Regions from separate parts of the Homo sapiens genome. Here region 2 is linked to region 1. Evidence: read pairs that join two places in POLR2A ChIA-PET (ENCODE). Cell type or tissue: OCI-LY7. All regions are shown on one strand. Region 1 overlaps SSBP2 (single stranded DNA binding protein 2). Region 2 overlaps SSBP2 (single stranded DNA binding protein 2).

Region 1 (8,000 bases):
ACTAGGAATATATAATTTAAAAATAGGATTTCAAAATTATTTTGGAACACATGAGGTTATTCTCTATTATTGTGTGTATGTTATTGCTTTGCCATTGGTGTGGGAATTACAGATTATATATTTGCATGCTAGTGACATGTGAGCCTCTGTAAGCGTATGCTAAAATATTAATTTTATTAAGAACTTACTGTTTCTGAAAGGGTGGACTTAAAATAGCATTGGAGCAATAGAATAAGATTCATTTGTTAATATCTGAAGCGTTTGGAATATAAATAATATTCCCGATTTTAAACATTTGATCAAACTTTGTGTATTTTACAAATGTAGCATGTATTCATGCAAGGTTTTGTTAACGTATGTATATAACCTAGCATAACTTGGACTGTGAGAGTTACTTGACTATTAGATTAAAACCCTATACATACTACAAAAGGTGAGCTGAAGGGTGGTCCACCAAGATTAATGTCTTGCCTGTTTTCAGTAGTTAGAGAAATAGCAGAGGCTCTTCTTCTGCAACCTATTTTATTCTTTGTGTGAGGACATTAAAAAACAAGTGGAAATATGGACTGCCTGGGGAAGAATAGAGTTTTTCCAGATAACTTTAACATTTCTGATTGGTCATAATTGGTAAATGGTAATTTTTGTCATGTAAGTTAATAGTTAAGAATTTTTGAAAAATGGAACTGTTAATGTTTTTCTTATAATTATAGGACCAAAAATTCATCTGGACTCAAATCAGCCTGGGCAGTCTCAATGCAGTGGCATAATTAATATTTATTTTTTTGTTCTTTTTTTTAAAGACAAACTTCAGTTGGTGTCATTTCTTTAGAAATGACAAAACTACTCTCATCTTTTTCCTTTAAGAATGTTAATTACATTTCATGTATGACCCTAAACAGCTTTCAGACAATAATGAGCCATTGTAACATTTTAAATCACAGTTCAGCTAGAGTGAGTGTAAACGAATGACCTGGCAATCTCCTATTTTTGATCTTCTCTGTTAATTTTGCTTCATGGCTATAATGTCAAACAAGTAGTTCAGCACAGAAAAAAAATTGTAGAGGCTAAAATATAGCCCTTTGTTTTTTTTTTTCTAGTTTTAAATATTTTTGTAATTGTAGGTGTTAAAGAGTATGGTTGTAATTACGAATATAGCTTTAATTTTTAATTAGCTTTAAATCTATAGCATATTAAAATACTGATGAAATATTTGTAAAGGCAAGAATAATAGATGAAAATATATGTAGCTCTGTCCATGTAAGTTGGGTGAGGAATTGATGACAGAAAAAGGCTCTTACCTGAAATTAATATGATTTATTTTAGTGATCTGATATTTGTCTGATTCTCCTTTTATTTGTCTATTTTAGATGAGAAAAAACCAAGAGCTACTTTATTAATGGAAGAAATCTAAGTAAATAAATTATTCTTTTAAAAATGATCTCATTTTAAATAGGATTAAAGTGAATATTTTTTGTAAAATAACAAAATCCTAAATAGTATATAAAGAGTTTGTGTTTTGTCATAGAAAATTATTGCTTAACATTAACAGCAGTGCTATCATTTGAGTATCTTGTTTGTTTGGCACTTGTCTGCATTATCTCATTTAATCCCCTCAAATCCAGTAGGCTGTAGGTACTGTTTTCTCTTAATGTTATGGAAGAAACAGGCTTGAGTTTATTAGGCTTTTGGCTTCAGGTATCAAAACAGGAGACAGAAAACAGCTTAATTGATCAGGTTTAAAAGTAAATCTCACATAACAGGATGTCTAGAAGTGGTAGTGTAAGAGTTCATTCATTGAGTCAAGAACATCAGGGTTCAGGATCGGCTTCTTTGCCATCCTCATGGTCTTCCTCTCATGAATGTAGCATGGCTGCCTCGGGTTCCCAGCATCACTCCCTTACACACTCAAGTGTAAAGGCAGGAGGAAGGACAGGGTTTTTCTTTCTTTGTGTCTCACCAATCAGGGAGGAAAACTTTTTATTGAAGTTGCTTAGGAGACATCTTCTTATCCCTTATTAGAGAGAACTACAGAATTTCTTCCTGTAAACAAATTATGCTAGATATAATGGGATTACCATAATTGGCTCACGTGAACTACCTAAACAAAACTTGGGATCTTTAGCAAGGAAGATGTATCTTGAGGATATAGGGAGAATAAAATGAGTCCCTGCTTTCATGAGACTTTGAAGGTTGAAGGAGAAATATATAATAATAAGCAAATAAATGTACTAGGCAACTTCAAATAGTCATATATACTATAAAAATAATAAAATAGTGTGATGTAGTGTAGAGAATGACTGGGAGGCTATGCTAGATTGGGTAGTCGGGAAGGTTCTTGGAGGAGAGGACATTTCAACGGAGAACTGAAAGAATCAGCCATAGAAAGACCAGGTTACAGTATTTCAGGCATGTCTAAGCTACTATTGAGGAAACCTTAGCATCAACATAATTGCTCAAGGATATGTTAAATATGAGTGAAAATTGGGATGAAGAAGCCATACTTGCCTGGTTTTGTTTTTAAAATGGAGGAATTGGGTGTTGGGTTCAGTTTATCTGATCTTCCTAGATAATAGGATTGATATCTTTTATCTTTCAAACCCTAAGGATAAACTTGTTCTGAAGGACAGTGGGGCTTTTATAATGATGATTATAGAAATAACTAAGATTTGTTGAACACTTACAGTATACTGGGTTAACAGAGGTTGGTACAATTGGCGTAATTATTTCTCCTAAACCTTCTAGATTGGATTGGATACTCTCATAGCAGACTTTTTTCTTTTTCATATTTATTATAAATAACAAATTATTTGTATTATTATTTTTTTGAGATGGAGTTTTGCTCTTTTGCCCAGGCTGGAGTGAAGTGGCGCAATCTCGGCTCTCTGCAACTTCCACACACCCCCCAGGTTCAAGCGATTCTCCTGCCTCAGCCTCCCTAGTAGCTGGGATTACAGGCATGCACCACCACACTTGGCTAATTTTTGTATTTTTAGCAGAGAGGGAGTTTCACCATGTTGGCCAGGCTGGGCGCGAACTCCTGACCTCAGATGATCCACCTGCCTCAGCCTCCCAAAGTGCTAGGATTACAGGCATGAGCCACTGAGCCCGGCCATTTGTGTGATGTTTAATGCCTCATCTTCCAGTTAGATTGGAAGCTCCATAAGAGCAAGGACCATGGTGTCTTCCTTACCGTCATATTCCCACTGCTTAGCACAGTGGTTGCAAGGTTTGTGATTATGTATTTGTGGAATAAATGAGTTAAGGATGTAATGAATTGGAAATATGTCACAATAGTCTATCACCGTATCTAGCTGATTTTCTCCCCAATACTCCTAGTATTTGGTATAAGAATTAATGTAATTTCTAAAAAATACTTTTCTATAATATGGGCATTTAGTATTCTTTCTTTGAATTTCAGGACTATGGAAGATTATATTATGATGTGTGTATATTTTTAATGTGAATTTTTGACAGAATTTTTTCATTTTCTTTGTGTTAAATTTAATATAAATGAAATTGTACTTTATAGTTTTCAAAATATTTTAATGTATAGTATTTTGTTTTACTTAAGTCACATTATAATCGTATGAGCTGGGTGGTATCTCCATTGACTAGCAATATTTATAAGTGGAAATTGACTTATGCAGCTAGGGTAATACAGATAATATGTGGCAGACCTGAGCCATATTTAGAGTTTTTTCGTTCCAAGGTCAGTGTTCCTTTCATTATGCTACAGCTGCCTCTTTTATAATGAGAGATTCATATATATTTAAGGTTTAAGTGTGGATTTGATTCAACAGAGAATCATAGATTAGATGATAGTTAAAAGTTTATGTCAGTACTTTCATTAAACAAAAAATATTGTTACAGTGTGTTAAACACAATCTGTAAAATTACTTAACTCTAAAAGTGCCACATCATGAGTGAAAGCTGATTTTTGTTTGAAATCCTTATGCTTTTGTAACATAAGTGGATAGGTACGGGACTTAGGATAGTTTTGGGCTTTTAATTTGTGAAGACAGGCTAATTTTTATCAGTGAACTCTTCTCTATTCCTTTGCCATTTAGCTTCAATTTGGAGTGCTGGGTTAGGGGGAGGGAAAGGTAAGGTTTTTTCGCTTTTATACCTCTCTCTAACAAGGGAGGAAAAGTCTTTCAGTATGAATTATTGAGAGAATATTCTTTTTCTTTTTTAATGTGGTAATATATATATAACCTAAAATTTACCATTTTAACCACTTTTAGTTGTACAGTTCAGTGGCATTAAGTACGTTCACATTATGGTATAGCCATCACCGTTCTCCATCTCTAGAACTTTTTCATGTTTCCAGACTGAAACTCTGTACTCATTAAACAATCACTCCCCACTCCCGCCTTCTATGTGCCCTTGACAACTACCATTCTATTTTCTGTCTCCAAGAATTTGACTATTCGAGGTATCTCATATAAGTGGGATCATATAGTATTTGTCTTTCTGTGGCTGGCTACTTTTGATAGCTTAATCCCTATAGCAACTTCGTAAAGTAGATATAATCCCCATTTTACATATGGGGAAACTGAGTCTCAGAGGTTTTATATTTTGTCCAGGGCCACAGAGTAAATTGTATAGTCTGGATTCAAACTCAGGTTTCTGACTGCACTGCCCATTTTAACTATTTTGACTCAGTGTGTTTCATCGCTTAACATGGCGGAAAAATTGTAATGGAAGTTGTGGGAGGTGGCATGAGGATGGGAGGGGAATGTGCATATTCATCATTTTTAGTTGGGGTGGGAGGCAATAGAGGTTAAGAAGTTAAGGGAAGAGTAGAAGCATTTTATAGCTGCTAAAAAGGTGGATAGTATTATAGGTACCAAAAGTGCCCCACAGATAGCTACAAATTCTTTAGCTGGTATCTGAGATTTAACAACATGGATGTAGGTGCTCACCAGAGAGGAAGATGCCAATTAAGAACTCAGGTTATAATTTCAGATAGAGCTGTTTCTCATTCTGTAACCAGAGGCAGAGTAATCCGGCATAAGTTACTTTAAACTTTGGAGTCAGGAATATGTGATATTTAGGAAAAAAGGATCCTGTAATTATGAGTCTCTTTTGTTGTCTCTTCCAAGCAGCGTATGGCCTATTGGGCTTTTTTTGGACAAGGGCACCTGAGAAGCTCCGTGTGATACAGGAGCAGTAGTACAATCATATTGGTTCTATTACCTAGTCATTTCTGTAATACTGGCTATTAGAAAAAATAGAAATAATTTCTTTGTTTTATTTTTTTCACATCATTATGTGCTATTTGTCATTTATAATTGGATTGAAATTATTTGATGATTATACATTATCAGTATATTTAAGCGCTAGCTATCCTGGGAAGCTATTAAGGTGTTTTGGTACATTCTTTTTTTTTTTTTTACCCTGGATTAAACTTAGTGACTGATACTGTATTCCTTCACTTAGAAATATTGTAATGGAAAAACTTGAGTGAGCTTTCTTGCTATCAGATATATTACACATACATATACACACATGTGTATGTGTGTATATCTTGAGAGTAGTTTTCAGGTAGGAGTTCATCTTGGGAATGACTTAGTAATTTTGAATTCAAATTTTACTGAGTCAATTATATAAGTGAGTTGGACTTACGAATTCAGGGCCAGAAAGATTAGAGTATAAGCAAGTTTTTACTGAAATATTAAAGGTTGTTGATGCTTTTCTGTAAGATAGGAGTATAATCGACAAGAGTGATCATTGACAAGATAACATAGCAAGTACTGGCAAAAATGCTGCTAGTTGACAAAATGCTTTTGTGTTTGTATTAGGTCCCCAGCAGAATAGCAGAATGGCTCTCTTAAAGGGTTAATTGTATGGAATCATATAGAATTGTACAGAATAATAATTGTATATAGAATAGCGTAAGAAAGTAGGGCTTCTTAAAAAGCTGGATTTTGCCAAAATAGCATTTAAAATGTTTTTAAAACTTGTTAACTATTTTATAGTGTAAATGTATATATATATTTTATGAGATGGGAATCATATTTATTCTATCTCCCCACTCCGTTATTCATTAAAAAAATGTTAACCGTCTGTTATATGTCAGCCTCTGTTGAGCCTTCCTGAGTCAGATCTTAATAACCTGGCAATCTCTGCCCATCAGGAACTCCCCATTCAGAGGGGCCTCACTATCAGCCACTACCACACTGGGTAGCAAGCACTATAATGGGTATGCAGAAGGTTCTGTGGGATTCCTGAAAAAAAGCATTGAATCTAGCCTAGGGCTGTGAGAGTGTCAGGAAATATTTCTAAGAGGATGTTTATTGAAAGGCTAGCATTAGTCAAAGTGGAAGATGGGGCAAGTAAAGAGTATTTTAGCCAGAGAGAGAATCATGTACAGCAACATGGAGGCATTAAAAGGTATGATATAGTTGGTGAACTGCAGTAAAGTTGGTAGGGATAAATCTGGCAGATTAAATACGAACTATTTCAAGAACAGCCTTAAATGACAACTTGACCTAGGAGATAAACAATTTTTTTTTTTTTTTTTTTTTTTTTTTTTTTGGAGATGGAGTCTCACTCTGTCACCAGGCTGGAGTGCAATGGTATGATCTCGGCTCACCGAAACCTCCACCTCCCAGGTTCAAGCGATTGTCCTGCTTCAGCCTCCCAAGTAGCTGGGACTACAGGCGTGCACCACCATGCCCGGCTAATTTTTGTATTTTTAGTAGAGATGGGATTTCACTATGTTGGCCAGGCTGGTCTCGAACTCCTGACCTCGAGTGATCCACCCACCTCAGCCACCCAAAGTGCTGGGATTACAGACGTGGGCCACTGTGCCCGCCCTGAGATAAGCAATTTTAAGCAGAAAAGTTACACCATCTGAGGTGCATTTTAGAAGAATCGTTTTGGAAATCATATGGAGCATGGAGTAAAGGGGGAGGTAGATCCATTAGGAAGCGATTGCTATAACAATACAAATGCTTATAGCGTCATCATTTTTCTACACCAATGCAGTGGTCATTTCAGGATGTAGAATAGATCAGACTTGGTGGCCTAAGTGTGAAAATTAGGATTTTTAAAGATGGCTGCAATTGTTGGTAGAAGTTTTAGTCACAGACTTTGGGATACAGGAGGAGGAACAGGTAATTTTAAAGGTGTAAGGAGGAAGATGATGAGTTTAGTTTGAGATGCCATTAAGACCTAGCGATGGAGAAGTTTGGGAGGAACTTGGATATGTAGCTTTTGAGTTCCTGGAAGAAGTCTAGGCTGGAGATACAGAAATGAGAAAGGATAAGTGTGAGGAAACTAAGGCTTTAATAGGATAAGTAATTTAGCTGAAGTACACATGTTAGAGCTGAAATCTGAACTCAAGGTTTAGTTTATTATTTCTCTCTTTAAAAAAATAGCGTTATTGAAATCTGACATTCATACAGAAAAGTGCACATATCCTAAATGTGTAAATTTGATGAGTTTTCGCAAACTGAACACACCAGTGTAACCAAGTACCCACATCAAGAAAAAGAACATTACCAGCACTCTGGAAGCTTCATATGTGCTACCCATCTTGCTTGATTTTTAACAGCATAGATCAGTTTTGCTTGTTTTTGCTACTAATGTATGGCCCATTTGGTTTTGCATCTTGTATCATTTGAAGGCACGAAATAGGGATAAAGCCATTCTTCTTGGGAATGTGCAGGGAGAAAGTGTGAGGAAATCAGAGATGGAAGTTCGGGGAATATTTAAGGTATAGGTGGAATGAGAGTTTGAAATTGAGATTGAAAAGAACGGAGACATATGAGGGAAACGCATAAAGGACTGACATTAGCAGAAATCAAGGAAAGGGAGTTTTGAGAATGGAAGGGTGAGTTACCATGCCAGATTTGTAGAATGAACAAGAAGGTTAAACAGGGCTGAGTTTTTTGTTTTTTTTTTTTTTTTGAGATGGAGTCTCACTCTGTTGCCCAGGCTGGAGTGCAGTGGAGCAATCTCGGCTCACTGCAAGGTCTGTCTCCCGGGTTCAT
Region 2 (8,000 bases), 130 kb after region 1:
GGGTACCCCATCTCATCTTTTCCTTATACTAAGAGATGCGTGCCTTGATTTGGCCTGTCAGTCACGGGAGATATTGTCTCCACTAATTTTGACAACTAGATGGCATTAGAGAGTGCCAGTGTTCTACTCTTAAAGGAGATACAATATTTGATAGCCTACATTTTAAGAAATTAATCATATAAATACTTTTCCAAAATTGCATTCTGTAGAAAGATGTACCCTACTGTTCAACATGGAGATCTTAAGGGGAAAAGTGAACTAATTTAGCAGCTCTTTCTAAAAGCCTTGGATAAATGATCATCGTTGTCATCGTCACTTTCATCATCATCATCATCTTGCATTCATAAGACACTTTGAAAATTTCAAAGTATTCACACTTATTAGCTTTAGAAATACACTTAAATAGGTTTTGGAAATGAGCATTAGCCAGAGGTAGGAGTAAAATTCGAGTAGATTTTAAAGGAGGAACAACCCCTTACTGTGTAATTTGGTCCTTGGAAAATATAGTTTAGAAAAAAAATCAGTATTTGAATTTTATAATTCATTATGAATATTAGCACATTGTGTCAGATGTTTAATTTTAATTTAAATATTAGTTTTAAGAGATTTGATTTATTCTTGGATGCCATTTTTATTACATCTTAAAACCAATTTCTTTTCATGGTAATACATCTCTGATTTGTTTTTTAATTGGAGGCTGGTGAAAAGATAGAGTTTGACCTACATGATTTTATATTACAATTGGATTTTTAAAAATACATTAATTTCTTTTATGGTAATTTTCATGAATAGGATTTCCTAAATTCTTAATAGTAGATAATTTCTGAAAATGATTAACAAATTTATTTCTAACATGTAAATATAATAGTTTGAAAGACTTGGGGAAGAAAATGGAAAACACAGGAACAAACAATAAGATTTTGGTAAAATTCTAGAATGTTATATTCTGCATTTGAGTTTATTACAGAATTACTTCTATAATGGTAATTAATATGTTTACCTACTGAATTTTAAAATACTTTAATAATTTAAAATAAAGTACTCAAGAAAGCATTCTAAAAAATACTTTCTTCAGTAGCTGCGTTTTTAGCGTTAAAAATGTTCACTTGCATGTATAAATGTTTAAAATTAGTCTTATTATTTTATAGTTACTTCTTATCTATAAGATTGAATGAATATTGACACATAAACTACTTTTTAAAAGAAATACTGGAGGCATAATGAGGTAAATAATGAATAATTCTGTTAATTTAAAATAGGCCAAAATGTTAAAATGACTATCTTTTGATATTGGGATAATGCATGATTTTTATTTTTGTCTATGTATATTACTGTATTTTCCAAATATCTGCAATTATTAATTATTTCACATTCAGGAAAGTTACTTTAAAACAGATTAAATTTCACCTTTCAGTTAGTTCTAATCACTCTTCTGAGATGGGAAACTAAAAAACTTAATGAAATAAAATTTAAATTTACCATGTTACATGCACAGGCATTTAGCATTTCTTATGAAAGACATCTGTTGTTTTTTGTATGTGCACATATTGAGAGACATCCATAAACTGAATAGTTGTAATTTTCAGCCATTCTAAAATTTATTTTTAACCACGTTACTGAGGTATGATTGACATACAAAAAGCTGTACATATGTAATGTGTAAACTTGATGTGTTTGGAAATTAGTATGCACCCATGAAACCATCATCACAACCAATGCCATAAACTTATCTGTCACCTCCAAAAGTTCTCCCCTTTTTGCTTTATTTTTTCCCTTTTGTGGTAAGAGTACTTAACATAAGATATACCCTCTTAAGAAATTTTTAAGTACACAATACAGTATTGTTAATCATATGCCCTATGTTGTACAATGGATCTCCAGAATGTATTTATCTTATAAGACTAGAATTTTACATAGATATGGATTTCTGAAATCCATGAAGAAATAAATGAAGAAACTAATGTGGAAAAGAGAGAAACAGAACAGGATGACTTTATTTAAAGTTCATTTTATTGTAAAAATAATATATATTTTTTCAAAGTATGTATTTTAAACATCATAAGCACCCTTCTCTCACTGAAATATTTTTAAATTATAATCCAGTTTCTGGTAAATGTGAAAAGATGATAATGGAAAGATCTTTATTCCTTACTATTTTCATGCTGATGTTACACTGCCTGTGATTGCTGCCAATAGTATCAAAAAATTTAAAAAACATGATATTCTTTCAAAAATAGCATGCATTTTTAACTTACAATTGGAGATGTAAAATTCATAAAATTTATAACTTACTATGGGAGATGTAGAAATCATAGAAAATAAGTTAAAGATTTTTTTAAGTAAAAGTGTATCTAAATACCTTAGATTTGTAGAGTCATATTTTTATAGCCACTTGTTTACTTTTTATCCAGCTTCATTTAAAATGATTGTATTTTGGCAACTTGGAAAAGTGAATATATCTCTTACTTTTATTCTTTTCCCTTTGATATGAAGGAAAGAAACAAAAAATCATTAGCAAAACTCATCTTTCACTTACCCGAAACTATAGATTTGAATTATTATGTTGTCTTGTTTTTGATGGGGGTTGACAACTGAGATTAGAGGTTTATATCTTTTTTAAATAAATAAAAGCCTCACAATTTCAAGTACTATGTCTTTGATGGAATGTATACTATGAGATAAGTAATAGTTACTTAGCCAGAAATAATGGATAGAGCTATAATGATGTGACACTCTATTTTGTGCTCACAAGACTAGGTTATCTGTTTTTGTTTCTTTGTTTGTTTGTTTTTGAGACAGAGTTTCACTCTTGTTGCCCAGGCTGGAGTGCAATGGTGTGATCTTGGCTCACCACAACCTCCGCCTCCCGGGTTCAACCGATTCTCCTGCCTTAGCCTCCCAAGTAGCTGGGATTACAGGCCTGTGCCACCATGCCCGGCTAATTTTTGTATTTGTAGTAGAGATGGGGTTTCTCCATGTTGATCAGGCTGGTCTGAAACTCCCAACCTCAGGTGATCTGCCCACCTCAGCCTCCCAAAGTGCTGGGATTACAGTTGTGAGCCACCACGCCTGGCCTAGGTTATCTATTTTCAGACTTCATGAAATGTCTATAGATTTTGTTGCATTTATTTTTAGTGTTAATTTCTTTTATTCTACATATACGTCATATGCTTTCCATTGTCTCTTGGGTTTAAAATCACAAATGACTACTCCTATAATACAAGGAATTATTTGCAGCCAGCCACAGTAGATAGTTCTTATCAGTTCCCAAAGATCAGGTGCTTTAAACTCTCTAGAAGGAAAGACTCAGAATCTCTTGTAAAAGAAGGTACAGATATTTTCAAGGTGGATTTAAAGGTTTTCTTACCAAGTCAAACTTACCTTAAAAATGTATATATTTGTTAATATCTTTTTAAAGAAGACAAGGGCACAACTACTAACAAATGTAACTATGCTGTAGGGGAGGATTATCCTTGAGGGAAGTGATTTTGGTAGACATAATTTAGGATCATTCTTCTGACACAGGATTTTTCTCAGTCACTTTGCAAGCTGGGGACCTCTGGCTGGTGATGCCACCTCTCCCCCCAGTCTTGCTCAGCCGTGCTGCCTGCCGCAGGAAGCAGTCCACCCACTCGGCCCACCTACACACCAGCTCAGTCTGTGGCTGGGCTGGGCATGCCCCAGCCCGACTGTGTTATAGCTTATACCTGCATTTGGCGGTTCTTGAGTTCTTGTCCCGCATCCAAGAAGAATGAGGATACACTAACAATTGAAGGGTGAGAAGGGCAGAGAAGAATTTTGTTGAGCAATGAAACAGTTCTCAGTGGAGAGAGTATGCAAGGGTGGTTGAATACCTGGAATCGGGTGGTTTCTCTCCCAGTGTGGCTGAGCCCAGGGCTTTTATGGGCTCAGAATAGGGGAATGCATTCTGATTGGTTTGTGAGTATGCAAAAAAGGTTAAAACAAAGACACCACTGAAAGGTGGGCACAACAGTGTAAAAAACCAATTAGGGAAGGGTAGGTGTATGTAAAATAGTTGAATGCTGAGGATCAAACAGAGAAAAATGTGCCAAATGGGAAGACAGCTTCTCAATCTAGTCTGTGGGTTTGACCTTTAGCTTGGCTTTCAGGCTTTAAACTGTCTTTGGCTTGGAGGTGGGGTTTCACCAGGGATGCACTGTCACTTCTATCATTTGTTTATTAACTTTTTTTGAATACCTATTTATGTACAAATTACTTGGATTGAAGCTATGGGAGGTGCAAAGATTTATAAAAATTTCTCCCTTTAGGGGTTCATAATCTGTTTGGAAAGGTATACGAGCTGTGTACATCAAGAGTTAACTGCTATGAGTGTAATACAGATAATAACCCTATACTGTATAGGTTTAAATGCTGCAAATGTGCACTGGCTTTTGAATGATGACTAGGATTTGGATAAGACAAGTGCTGGGGAAGGTGTATCAGAGAAACTGGATGAAGTTGGAAAAATATAAGGTATATTTAAGGAACACTAAGCTGAGCTGTTTAACTAGAGTAGAAAAATCAAACACAGTATCAGTGCTTAGCTAACAGATGGTAGAATTTTAAAACTGCAAGGAGATTGTGAAATTATCCCACTGAAAAGCAGTTTCATGCTGAAGTCCCTGAATTCCTGGAGCATTGTAGAAGGGCCATAGATCGTGCCTAGGAATGAGAGAACACCCAATCATAGAGGTTCTTGGCCTCCTTCTCTTTTAACCAAAGCATTTCAGTTCTCCTCTATCCAAATTCCTTCTATTTTCTCTTTCTAATTAAATTGAATCTCTATATAATTAGTTACCCATGACATAAATGACTCTTCTTTTTATCCTCTTTATTCTTCTTTACCTCCAACTAGTTATCAAAACTTCCAAATCATTGCCTGAACACTGTCTTTTCCTCTGTAATCCCACTTTGGATGCCTTAGGTAACGTCTTCATCATTTCCAAAAGCATTAAAATAGCTATTTCTGCATCTGACTCAAACCCCCACCCCCATTCTAGAATTCTCAAGGGTTCTTGGTTAACTCTTGAGTAATAATTTTCATTAAAAAAATCTTTTATTCATTTACAACATCTCAATCCATTACAGTTCAAAAACTTTTAAAAAGTTTGAAAACTGCTTATTTTAGTCATTTGAATAGATAAGAAATCTGGTACCTGGAGAAGTTAAGGACATGTCATTGTTTAAAGACTGAGTGTGGTTTAACCATGAAAATTTAGGTTTTCCAAATTCTCATTAGTACTTTTCCAACTACACTGGATGAAACTTTTGCTTCATCTGCCATAGTCATTTTTTAGCATATTCAAAAAATAGGAAATTATATTTTAGGATGGTGAATCTGAGGGCATGATGAGGACTGAAGAAAGGCAAGGATTAAAGGCCAACACAGTTAGGAGGCTATTCTAATAGTGTTGATATACGCTGAAAATTCAGCCCCTGAATTAAAATGGTGACAAATAAAATGGAAAATAATGAATGAGAATGAAGAAGAAAAGAGACTGTCTAGTTGTAAGTATTGAGGAAGAGAGAAAAATTAAAAATAATTTGTAATTAATGTGGCTGATGATATGGGACTTGTGATATGCTTAGCAGAAATCTGAAATTAGGGAGGAAGAACATAGAGAAAGTGGATTAAGGGATAAGAGTGGGTTAAATTAATGAAGTAGTAAAGATAAAATAAGAATTGAGGCCTGGGGATAGAAAGGTGTGAAAAAGGCTCACATTTAAGGAGTAATAGGAAGGAAGAGACTAGCATGAAAACAAGGGAAAATACAACTTGGTGAGAAGTAAATACTTACCACACTAGGTAGACTGACTTGGATAGCATAACTGTTATGTTCTGTAACCCAGTACATTTCCCAAAGCTGTTCACTGTTTCAGAATGCTTCCAGCTCGAACTCTGCATCCCAAGGCAACTAATTTGTTTGGTGTGAACATAGTATCTTGAGTACCTAAGATATTCAAAAGCTGTTTGTGGTTGTTGAAGCAAGACTTGAGACTCAAACTATGTCAATGGCTGAATGATTTTTGTAGGGCACAATTTCATTTTAGAAAGTAGTCAAGTATTGTATAAGGGGGACAACTGGATTCAAATTTAGGAAAAAAAATTAAATGGACTTAAATGATCCATGGCTTCTTCCAGAAGTTTTGGAAACTTAGATTAATAGGTAGGGAAATCTCTCAACATATTAGCCCTTTCTTCAATGTAGCTATGTTTTAGCAAGCATGTATTGAATTACCAGTTAAGAGCAGTGTAAAAATTCTCATACCTTAGGGAGGTAAGCATATTTAAAGCCTGTAAAAATACATCATGTTCAATTTGATAGCCTAGTGGTTTGTACTTAATTGGCACTCAATAAATATTTGATGAAAGAATGGCTGGATAAATGAAAGAATGTACATTCTTCAGGCATACTATTTCTGAATGAGATGCCCCCAATTCTGCGGGAACATTGTACCACTCTTACGTGATTCTTTCAGTATTACTTCTTGCTTTCCTTTGATTATTATCTTGTCCTGTTTATCACCTTAGCTCATCCCTCATTCTCATCATTATCCTATTTTTGCCATTCCTAAGATAGATATGAGAAGGGAAAATAAAGGAAAATATCTTAGAAATGAGGTCATATTATAGTTTTTATTATGGACAAAAGCCCAAATACATAAAGGAAATAGGAAGTCTTCAGATATCACAAAATGACTTCTATCTTCTTTACAATAGTACACCTTAATTCAGCGTGTATATTAGAAACTATGGGGATATTTTCCATATGCAAATCTTATCACAAATCTTATCATAGCTGTAATACACAAGGCTGGCTTTTTACTTTTTGCTCTAGCCTGGAATATCCTTGTGAAACAACATTGGGAACTTGCTATAAGTTAATTCTGTGGAACCTGTTTTATCATGGGCCACCTACCTATATAGCCTTATCTTTTCCAGACCAGGAATATAACCACTGATCTTTTCTTTCCATTGTCAATTTTTCCTCTCACAGGCCTACGCCTTTCTTTTTGTGTAGGATTCTAACTTCATTCACTACAGAGAAATACAAGAGGTAGCAATAACACTGGGAAGGCTAAAGAGGATTGGGAATCTCAACAAAATTTTACATTTGGAATATAAATGGAAGCTACCTGTTTTTGTCTCCACATTCACATTCTTATTTATTTAGGAAGTTATGGGGAGAGTCAAGTGGGTGGGGCATTGTAAGTTCCCAAGTCATTGTAAGAATGATTTAGAATATATTCTTGCTTAATTTCTATCTTGTCTGGATGAGCGTTCAGACATCTTTGAGTTCAGACCAAGATAGGATTGACCTGACACCACTGCTAGGTCTGGTAGAACTTGTGGTTTCCTTGGAACCCTCTTACTTTCTAAATGGTCTCTGTGGGAGGTCACAATGAATGGGAGGGCACTTTCCTAGCTGACCTCAGAGGTTCTCCCAGCTATTCAGCTGCCTTTTACTGCGTAGTTTTCATCAGCTTTTCACTTGCTGGGTCTTTCAGACTAATTCTACCTTTGAGAGAAACTAGGCTTTTGTGTTGCTGAATGTTTGGGTTTAGTTTCCTCAGTGCCTGTGAGGTTTTAATAGCAGGTGTTACTTAGGGAACTTTCCTGCTTTTTAATACTAGTTTCCTTCAGTTACTCTTAGCCAACTCCTAGATTTTCCTGGATCAAAATTGTGCATCTAGTTGGATGAATTTCTCTTTCTTATCTGAGAGATGCTCATTTCCAGAATAAAATGATTCATGCCTTTCCTCAGGGACCAACCTGTTTGGGTCTATTTCCCAGATACTCTTTGAATCTGTTCTCAACCGTTTTTCCCCCATTTAAATTCTGTTAAACAGTAGTCAACCTTAACAATTTCCACCAGTGGGAAAAGTTAGGTTTTCTTCTAATATTTCTGCTTCTGCCTCTGAAAGCTCTCCCATCATTCAGGGGAAAAAACAAGCTCTGCGTCTATAGTGAGTACTAT

Evidence for each region. ChIA-PET counts read pairs that join two places held together with the same protein. Peaks named below come from ENCODE experiments on the same cell type or tissue, not always from the same donor. Only the 100,000 strongest peaks of a DNase experiment are listed, where the experiment ranks them.
Region 2: POLR2A ChIA-PET joins it to region 1 with 5 read pairs; 2 of 35 experiments call an interaction of 5 or more read pairs at or near these places.

The regions. Positions count from the first base shown.
Region 1 is chr5:81,737,705-81,745,704 of GRCh38, reverse strand. The region is part of intron 1 of SSBP2 (single stranded DNA binding protein 2); the gene reads left to right. Among named protein-coding and RNA genes, the nearest start is that of SSBP2, 9.4 kb to the left of the region's middle. In OCI-LY7, no CTCF peak of the experiment used is centred here; no DNase peak of the experiment used is centred here.
Region 2 is chr5:81,605,787-81,613,786 of GRCh38, reverse strand. All of the region lies in intron 4 of SSBP2 (single stranded DNA binding protein 2), which reads left to right. Among named protein-coding and RNA genes, the nearest start is that of SSBP2, 140 kb to the left of the region's middle. In OCI-LY7, a CTCF peak has its summit at 121; a DNase peak (open chromatin) is centred at 3,756.